2 separate regions of the Homo sapiens genome follow, and region 1 is linked to region 2. The links are chromatin loops, found by intact Hi-C in ENCODE. Cell type or tissue: PC-9. All regions are shown on one strand. Each heading gives the region's core, and the rest is flanking DNA. Links, peaks and the distances in the headings are about the cores only.

Evidence for each region. Peaks named below come from ENCODE experiments on the same cell type or tissue, not always from the same donor. Only the 100,000 strongest peaks of a DNase experiment are listed, where the experiment ranks them.
Region 1: it touches region 2 in a loop (3-fold over the local background); 1 of 110 quality-filtered maps calls a loop at or near these places.

The regions. Positions count from the first base shown.
Region 1 is chr3:12,220,328-12,224,971 of GRCh38, forward strand. No RefSeq gene overlaps it. Among named protein-coding and RNA genes, the nearest start is that of TIMP4, 64 kb to the left of the region's middle. RefSeq lists an enhancer at 3,708-4,436. In PC-9, for the core only: no CTCF peak of the experiment used is centred there; DNase peaks (open chromatin) are centred at 2,624 and 2,984; H3K4me3 peaks cover 1,156 bases; H3K27ac peaks cover 2,437 bases.
Region 2 is chr3:12,403,384-12,408,027 of GRCh38, forward strand. PPARG (peroxisome proliferator activated receptor gamma) reads left to right here. Exons shown (of 8, transcript NM_138711.6): 6 at 2,499-2,698. Among named protein-coding and RNA genes, the nearest start is that of TSEN2, 79 kb to the right of the region's middle. RefSeq lists enhancers at 2,120-3,319, 2,216-2,795. In PC-9, for the core only: no CTCF peak of the experiment used is centred there; a DNase peak (open chromatin) is centred at 2,528; H3K4me3 peaks cover 850 bases; H3K27ac peaks cover 3,603 bases.

The sequences.
Region 1 (4,644 bases), core at 447-4,446, 180 kb before region 2:
CAGTTTTTTTTCTTCTCTGTTTAAACTATATAGTTTCTACAGCTATGGCCTCAAGTTCCCTGATCTTATTTTGCATTTTTGCATTGTCTAAAATGCTGTTAATCTCATCTGGTGAAATTTTTATTTCAGATATTGTATTTTTCAGCTCTCAAATGTCCATTCAGCTTTTACATATCTTCAATTTAATTTCCATTTGTATTCACATTTTAACTTAAATCCTTGAATACATTTGCGGTAGCTTTTTAAGTTCTTGTCTGATAATTCCGCCATCTGTGGCATGTTAGGGCCGCCTAAAATAGCTACAGGTCACTTTTTTTTTTCTTTTTTGCTTCTTCACAAGTCTTACCATTTTATATTGTATACTAGATATTGTGATGTTTTGTGTTGGTGTATGTTGTTATCTTCTTTCAAAGGGTATTGTGGGCTTTTTGGCAGGCAGCTAAAATACTTGGGGATCAGTTTGGTCCTTTTAAGGCTTCTTTTTAAGTTTGCTATGTAGATACAGAATCACCTAAGACTATAGTTAGTTGAGCCCTCCTTCTAAGGCTTGATCTTTCTGGGACCTCTACTGAATGTGCCAGGTGTTTAAAGAGGTCTGTCCTTGAATGCCTCCTAGCATTGTGTGAGCTCCAGGAATTGCTTCTAGCATCCTGATAGTTATGTTTGCCCCTGTTATTAGCCCTGCCTTGTGTAGTCTCATTCTGTGGGTGCTCAGCTTAGTATTCAGCCACAGGCTGAAGGAGAACTCATGCAAATTTCTGGAGCTTTTGCTCTGTGCAGCTCCTTTCTCACCATTACTCCATCCCAAACACTTTGTCTCCTCAGCCTCCCAGAACTTTAATCTCGGCCTCCTCAATCACCAGACCCCCATATACTGCCTGAGTTCCCCCTCCCTGGACTGTAGTCCAGATAGTGCCTTCAGCAGAAAGCTGGGGTGAGCAGAGGGCAACCTTGTTTGTCTCTCTTCTCTCTTTTTTTTTTTTTTTTTTTTTTTGAGGCGAAGTCTCGCTCTGTCGCCCAGGCTGGAGTGCAATGGCGCGATCTCGGCTCACTGCAAGCTCCGCCTCCCGGGTTCACGCCATTCTCCTGTCTCAGCCTCCCAAGTAGCTGGGACTTGTCTCTCTTCTCTTAAGGATCATGGTCCTGTGCTCTCCTTTGTCTAATATCTGAAAACTGTTGTTTCATACATTTTGTCCAGCTTTCTGGTTGTCTCCAGCGGGGAGAAAAACTCTGGTACCGGTTATTCCATCATGCCTGGAAGCAGAAGAGCTAGAATCTGCTCTCTGGTTTCATGGAACAATGATGGCTTATGTGTTCCCACTCTAGGTAATGTAAGGATGAATGAATGAATATGAATGTAATATAGTAAAATAAATTACCAGTGATGTAATCAGATCTCCTATAGCTTAAAGAAGCTTTAACTTCTCACCTTAAACAAGATTACTTTGTCATGTTGCCAGTTTAATTTAAGGTCCGTTCTTCCTCCTAGGCCATGCATATTCCAGATGCTATCCCTTTACAATGGGCCTTTAGTTACTCATTAACCCCACTGGAATGCCACCTTTAATGACATTAGCTATCTTCTGTGATTCTCTGCAACATAAGGGTAGGAGCATCAAATACACCTTATTTCCCTGAGGTACAAATAGTAATCTCCAGCTTGCTCCACTGATGTTGGAAATAAGTCATCCAACCATGTTTTTAAGGTCAGGCACGCTAATTTTTGTCTATCTTTCCATGGAGAAAATAAGGTTCTCTTTATATGATATAAAAGTGTAAGTTCTGCTATGGAGATGATGGCCAATCTCACTCAATTTGTGTTTGGGGTATGGATTTTGTTAATCATGGGGGACATGGTGAATCGAAGTGGGTCTCCCATATTTTTATGTATATTTTCTGACAGTCTACTCTTCAAGGCTTGTAACATATTAAATAATTTATATGAGTGAGAAATTAATCATTACATGAAGTCAAATCTCTTAGGTATAAAAATCTACGGTTTATATTAATTTGCGTTTTGCCTGGTGTGCACTACACAAGATATTAAGCAACTAAATGCAAAAAGGTAAGTAAAGGAGACACAATTATTTTCACGATTTAATGTTTATTCAAGTGCTCACAGCCTTCCTGGTGCTGCACTGAAAATACAATATAAGCAAAACTGGAAAACAGGTGGATTTCATTAGCAGAGAGGTTGTCCAGGTATACAGTGGGTTTCACCTTCCACACTATGAAAATACAGCAGTCTATGTGCATGTCAAAAGTGCCACATGAGCCAGGAGGCTTGACTGAGACAAAAAAATGTTTGGTGAGGGGAGGAGAGAGGCAGATTTGTATGCTTTTAAGATTAGAGGATTCCTAATTGTTTTCATGGCATAAGGATCTTATAGGAGTTGTTAAAAAGAGTTTAAGGTAAGAAAGAAAAATTCCAGTCCTTTAATGACTTACAGGTTTTCAGCACATCCTAGTTCTTTGACTTTATGAATGGGAAAAGGTAGCATGTATCCACTGGCTTAATCTAAGTTGTCAACAAGCCTTCTCTGAAGTTATTGAAATAAGAGGAGTGCCCACAGTTACTAAAGATCTTCCGGTGATAAAAGAGGAATTGCATAAACTTCTGGCTGCGTGCATTAGAATGATTCAGTGTTTCACAAAAAAATTTACTCCCGTTGACTCTCCAGTTAAGTAAAATTTCAGGAATACTTTCTCCTCATATTTGGTTGAGTCAGTCCAAAGACAAGAACTGCTCGCTCCTGCAGCAGTCATGGTTTCTGAAAGCTGGTCAGAGAGTTGCTTTCATTGCACCTTCTTCATCTCCATTTTTCCCCAAATACTCACTTTTGACTGAATGAATGAGCAGGATTCTATCATACCTGCAAGCAGAAAGTTTTTCTAAACCAGGTTAGCAAGGGCAAGATGGCTGGTGGGCTAAGAGCATGCTCTGAACTCCTTGCAATTGAGTTGCTTAATTCACCTGAAAAACCTGCTCCTCTTCTCTTGCTTATCAAGCATGTGCGTAGGGGACCTGATTAAGGAAGGATAGAAATAGGATATAAAGGCACTGCCACAAATCTGCAATGTGAACATCTACCTAATAAACCCTTTGTTGAAGGCCCATTAACCTTTAACTTCCGGGTCTATGCATACTGTCAACACTTGACTCTACAGAACTTTCAGAGAATGGCGTGCAGTTTGGATAGCCCAGTTTTCTGGATGGCTGTGAATAAGCAGTCAAGCTTTTAAAAAATTAACTGTTCTGGAAGGAAATCATCTGAAATTTGTTTTTCCCTTATAAACAAAATGTATAGAATACCATTTTCTTGAAGACATAATCATTATTATTCATTCATTTATTTATTTATTTTTAGATATGGAGTCTCACTCTGTCGCCCAGGCTGGAGTGCAGTGGTGCAATCATAGCTCACTGTGGCCTTGATCTCCTGGGCTCAAGCGATCCTCCCTCCTCAGCTTCCCTAGTAGCTGGGACTACAGGTGTGCACCACCACACCCAACTAATTCTTTCTATTTTGTGTAGAGATGGGGCCTCATGATGTTGCCCAGGCTGGTCTTGAACTCCTGGGTTCAAGCTGTCCTCCCGCTTCAGCCTCCCAGAGTGCTGGGATCACAGGTGTGAGCCACCATACCTGGAACCACTTTTAATTTGTTATTTTTAACTGGATATGGGCATAGGAATTATTATTGCCTGGTTTCTTGTGCAGAGACTCCCATATGAATAAAGTTCATTGACTGTGGTGCATAGACTTGGTGACATATATTTCATCTGCTCAAAGACATGTTTTACTGTCTTTTTTGGAAGATGTGTTCCAAATAGATGGGGCTGCTTGGGTTTCATTACTATATTATATAGTTTTGAATACACTGAGGAATTAATTCCCATACTACCAAATGAAATAGCAGATGCTGTGGTGCAGGGCCCCAAATTCCCCCTTCAGGACTAAGGCCTTCTTTGCCCAAGCAGCACATATTGACTGCTCAAAGCTCACAGCTTAGTTTCTCTGTGGGAGTCTCCGTCAGCCACAGAGAGCTTCCCCCAAGGTTATGTGCCCTCCCTGGGTGCAGCTCATATCCAGTGATCAGTCAGTGTGGGTATTCAAAGGCCCAGCCTCCCTGCCTTGACCGGAGACAACTTTGAAAGGCCACCCCAGCTCCAGAACTTTCTGTGGGACCAGTGGAGGCCTCTGTTGCAACCGTATTGCTTCCCTCACTCCTTTCCACTCCTTTATTCACTGAGAGCAGTCCCAGCGAGCCTCCTGCAAGCAGATCTCCATCTCAGAGTCTGTTCCTCAGGGAACCCACCCTAAGCACGGCAGCACAGTGAGTAAGGAGTTCCCAGGCTGACGTTAGCCAGCCAGTCCTTCACACTCCCATGATGTGAACATTTTGCTTTATGGTGGTACAGCAGGTCCCTGAATCACATAGTCAGTTCATTCTAAGTTTGATGAGAAAAAAACCTATCCCTGGCCGGGGCCACTGCCTGTGTGGAGTTCGCTCGTTCTTCCCATATCTGCAGGGGTTCTCTCAGGGCACTCCGCTTTCCTCCCACATTCCAGAGATTATGCACATTAGGTTCTTTGGCGTATCCCAGTGTGAGTAAGCGTGGGTGTGTGTGAGTGCGCCCTGCCA
Region 2 (4,644 bases), core at 186-4,185:
CTGTCACCCAGGCTAAAGTGTAGTGGCTCTATCACGACTCACTGCAGCCTCAAACTCCTGGGCTCAAGGGATCCTTCCACCTCAGCCTCCTGAGTAGCTGGGATTAGAGGCGCACACCACCACGCCCAGCTATTTATTTTTATTTTTATTTTTGTACAGACAGGGTCTCTCTATGTTGCCCAGGCTGCTCTCAAATTCCTGGCCTCAGGCAATCCTTTCACTTTGGCCTCCCAAAGTTCTGGGATTACAGGTGTGAGCTACCACACCCAGCCCATATTATTTTTTATTGGTTCTTTTTTCCAAATATTTTCAATCCACAGTTGGTTGAATCTGCAGATGTGGAACCTGCGGGTATGGAGGGCCAACTGCATAAGGAATTCTATCTGAGCAAAGTGGTCAGGAGGTCACAGAGGATTTTGAAGGAATATGCTATCTGGGGTTTTCTTTCCATTGTATTTCAAAATACAGTAGACAAGGACTTAATATGTGCCAGAAATTGTACTAAGTGCTGAGGATACAATAATGAACAAGATTCCTGCCTTTGTGGAGATTATATGGCAAGGGAGGAAAGAAAACATTATAGATTAATTCCTGTGATCAGTGCTGTGAGATAAGGTCATATCCTGAGGGACCCAGACAAGCCTAGCACCAGGGGCTGGGGTCACCAGTAGATAAAAATATGAACAACCATACCCCAGCCCCATGGAACAACACAGAAAGAAAATGGGGAAGAGTGAGTAGGGAACAGGATTTTTGACCAAAACCTCCTAGTTTAAAGGTTTCTATATGAAGAGGCCATGTACCAAGGATATATTCACTAAAAGTATCTAAATATAGGCTAATTCAATTTAAAGGAATCCCAACTGAGAGGTAAGATTTTCTTCCCCTCTAACACCCAAGTCTGGTCTCTAAGGAGGCCCCTACCAAACAATAGTTGTATTAGTCAGCGATAAAATTTATTTAGGGTCAATGGAAATGAATTTATGAATTTGAGACTCAAGGGTACATGTCAGTTTCTTCTTGGGAAAATCCAAGGTAATATTCACAGAGTACTCAGATGGGAAAGTTGTCGTGTGCTGTCATGTCTCATGGTAGAAATGCTACCCTTAGCATAATAACATATAAAATAACTATCTCTGGCTGGGCACAGTGGCTCATGCCTGTAACCCCAACACTTTGGGAGGCTGAGGTGGGTGAATCACTTGAGGTCAGGAGTTTGAGACCCACCTGGACAACGTGGTAAAACCCTGTCTCTACTAAAAATACAAAACTGAGCCAGGCATGGTGGCCCACCCCTTGTAATCCCAGCTACTCAGAGGCTGAGGCAGGAGAATCGCTTGAACCCAGGAGGTGGAGGTTGCAGTGAGCTGGGATTGTGCCACTGCACTCCAGCCTGGGCGACAGAGCAAGACTCCATCTCAAAATATAAAATAAAATAAAATAAAAATCTCTTTGTTCTGGGATTCAGCAGAGACAGAGTCTTGCTAGAGACATAAACAAATATGACAGTCTCTGCGCTCGAGGAGCATATAGTCTAGTGAAGCCGATCACCATAAAAACGCATGGCTGTGATACCACATCGTGAGTGTAAGAACAGAGCTATGTATGCATGGGGAACAGTGGACATGATGGCCAGGTACCCTTATTATGGGAAACATAGAACCCAAAGTGTGTTCCCAAAGGAACATGATTCAAAATAATATTTTGCTGAACATATTGGTAAGAAGGAAAGAAAACATATCTGAGTTGAAAAGTTACAGTTTATTTTTTCCCCAAACTAGTCCCCACTAACCCCTCTTACATTTTCCTTGTTGCTTTTCTTTCTTTCATTATCTTCTTTGACACTTCCTCACCCTACAGGCAGCCAGTTTGTCTTTCTGACAAACATCATTAAGTGGTAACTCTGGAGAGTCGGGAGATAACTATGGCTTCTCTCCGCTACATGTAAAAGTGCTCTCTGGACTAGTAAAATGTGATAAAGCACCATCCATATTTCTTTTTAACAGAGACAAACAAATCTTATAAACTCCCTGAGAACAAAGCCTATGTCTGTACAACTTTGAATTCTGCACAGTTTCGTATTTTAATTCGTGAAACGTGTTGATCCTTCTAGTGCCTGACCTTAGGTCAAGTGCTGGGGATACAAAGAAGGTGACCTTTGAATTGGGTCTTGAGGGATGAGTAGGAGTTGGTTCTCAATTATTTCACGTTTAAGTCGACATACTTCCCTCCCTTTGCTAAACTCGAATTCTTTCACTTTCTCAGCAGGAGTATGCATTAACTTTTAAAAATGAAAGTTAACGGTTTAATTTTTACTGATGGTCTGTGCTACTTTTGTGAAATAAAAACATGAGCAAAGTGGTAGACAGAAACCAGGACTCAAGAGCAGTGGAGGAGGAGGGCTTCTACTGTGTGGGAACGAGGGCTGGGAGAGCACAGTGTGTGTTCAGAGCAGTAGTAATCCAATGATTCATCCTGTCATTCCTCTTCCTCTATAGCCATCAGGTTTGGGCGGATGCCACAGGCCGAGAAGGAGAAGCTGTTGGCGGAGATCTCCAGTGATATCGACCAGCTGAATCCAGAGTCCGCTGACCTCCGGGCCCTGGCAAAACATTTGTATGACTCATACATAAAGTCCTTCCCGCTGACCAAAGCAAAGGCGAGGGCGATCTTGACAGGAAAGACAACAGACAAATCAGTTAGTTCTCTTCTGCTGTCTTCATTGGGGGAGGCGGGAAGTTGTTTTGGGTTTTTGTTTCTTTGAGTAAATGGTTTACTGCGCTACAAATGCACACACAGAATATTGTTCAACTGTTGGCTGTTAACATATTGCAGGCTGAGTCTGAAACGCAGGAAGTGTTTTCAGATAGCACAAGTCAACATTATTTTGAAAAGGGAGAAAAGTCCATAAAGTTTTTGAGAATAGTGTAACAATGTATTGGTCATCCTAACTTTAATGAATGAACTTAAGCCCCCTGAGCCTATCACCCTCTTTTAGGATCCATCTCCTTTCTCGGCATCAAAATAACTGGCCACAGCAATATTCATTCAAGCAGCCTTGCTTTCCTCTGGGAAGAACCCGACCTAGGTTTAGAAAAGGTATTGAATCCCACTATTTCACCTTTCAGGAGAACTACCAGAGTTACCTCTTTTTTTTTTTTTTTTTTTTTTTTTGAGATGTCGTCTCACTTTGTCGCCCAGGCTGGAGTGCAGTGGCACAATCTCGGCTCACCGCAACCTCCGCCTCCCAGGTTAAAGCGATTATCATGCCTCAGCATCCCGAGTAGCTGGGATTACAGGTGTGCACGACCATGCCTGGCTAATCTTTGTATTTTTAGTAGAGACGGGGTTTCACCTTGTTGATCAGGCTGGTCTAGAGTTACCTCTTAAGAAGTTCAACATGAGGCATAAAAATAGATTCTAGATATTATGTTACCTTTCTTTCCTTGTAGCATTCTTGATTATTCCGGGGCAACTAGAAGCTCTATCCTTTTATTACATATGTGAATTTTATCTTCTGCAAGGCTCTGAGCTGCCTGGACTACTTCAGTGGACTCTCCAACATCTGTTCACTCATTGAGCAGCACTGTTTAGAAAACCCAGAATGGGTTGTAATTGTTACTGAGTTAGGTTTTCCAAGCAGCAGAGCTCTTCTCTGACTGGAAACTGAGAAAACAACATGGAATTATAGAATAAAATTGTACCTGAATTCTAGTCCCAATTCTGCCATCAGCTTGGATGACCTGGATCATGTCTCTGTACCTCAGTTTGTTGTTGTTGTTGTTGTTGTTGTTTTGAGACAGAGTCTTGCTCTGTTGCCAGGCTGGAATGCAGTGGCGTGATCTCGGCTCACTGCAACCTCCACCTCCCTGGTTCAAGCAATTCTCCTGCGTCAGCCTCCCGAGTAGCTGGGATTGCAGGCGCATGCCACCATGCCCAGCTAATTTTTTTGTATTTTTAGTAGAGATGGGTTTTCACCATGTTGGCCAGGATGGTCTTGATCTCCTGACCTCGTGATCTGCCCGCCTCTGCCTCCCAAAGTGCTGGGATTACAGGCATGAGCCACCGCGCCCGGCTTTGTAGCTCAGTTTTTAATGACAGGGTTTGGCTTTGATTCTGATGTCTGCACAACGCTCCCAGGGCTGTAAGAACTGCAGAACACACTGAGAAGACACCGTCCCAGCCATGGAAAGCCCTTCTATGCAGTCATTTATTTTCACATGAACACCTCCCAGAGAGCTATGCAATGACTTGATAGATATGTGTAACTTTTCCCCTATTCAGATATATTGTTAGGAAAATCTCATTAACCTTTCATGTATTTTGATGACTATCTCAAGATGGTAGTTCTTCTGTTTAGCTAAACTAGTAAGAGTAGAATCAGTTAATAGAAAAAGGAAACTTATGGCATAAAGCCATATGGTAATAAGGACAATGAGTTTTCTGATTTGAAAATAGGTCTTTGATACCTCAACAATAATATACCTGGATTCAATTCTTTACAGTATAAAAAAAACCTTGCACATTTGTTAGGTTCGAGCCACATGCACCTGACTACTGCTATTATTATCCTCTTTATTTTAGAGATGAGGAAAATAAAGTCCAGAGAGGTTAAACATTTTGCCCTAAGACCCCACAGCAAGT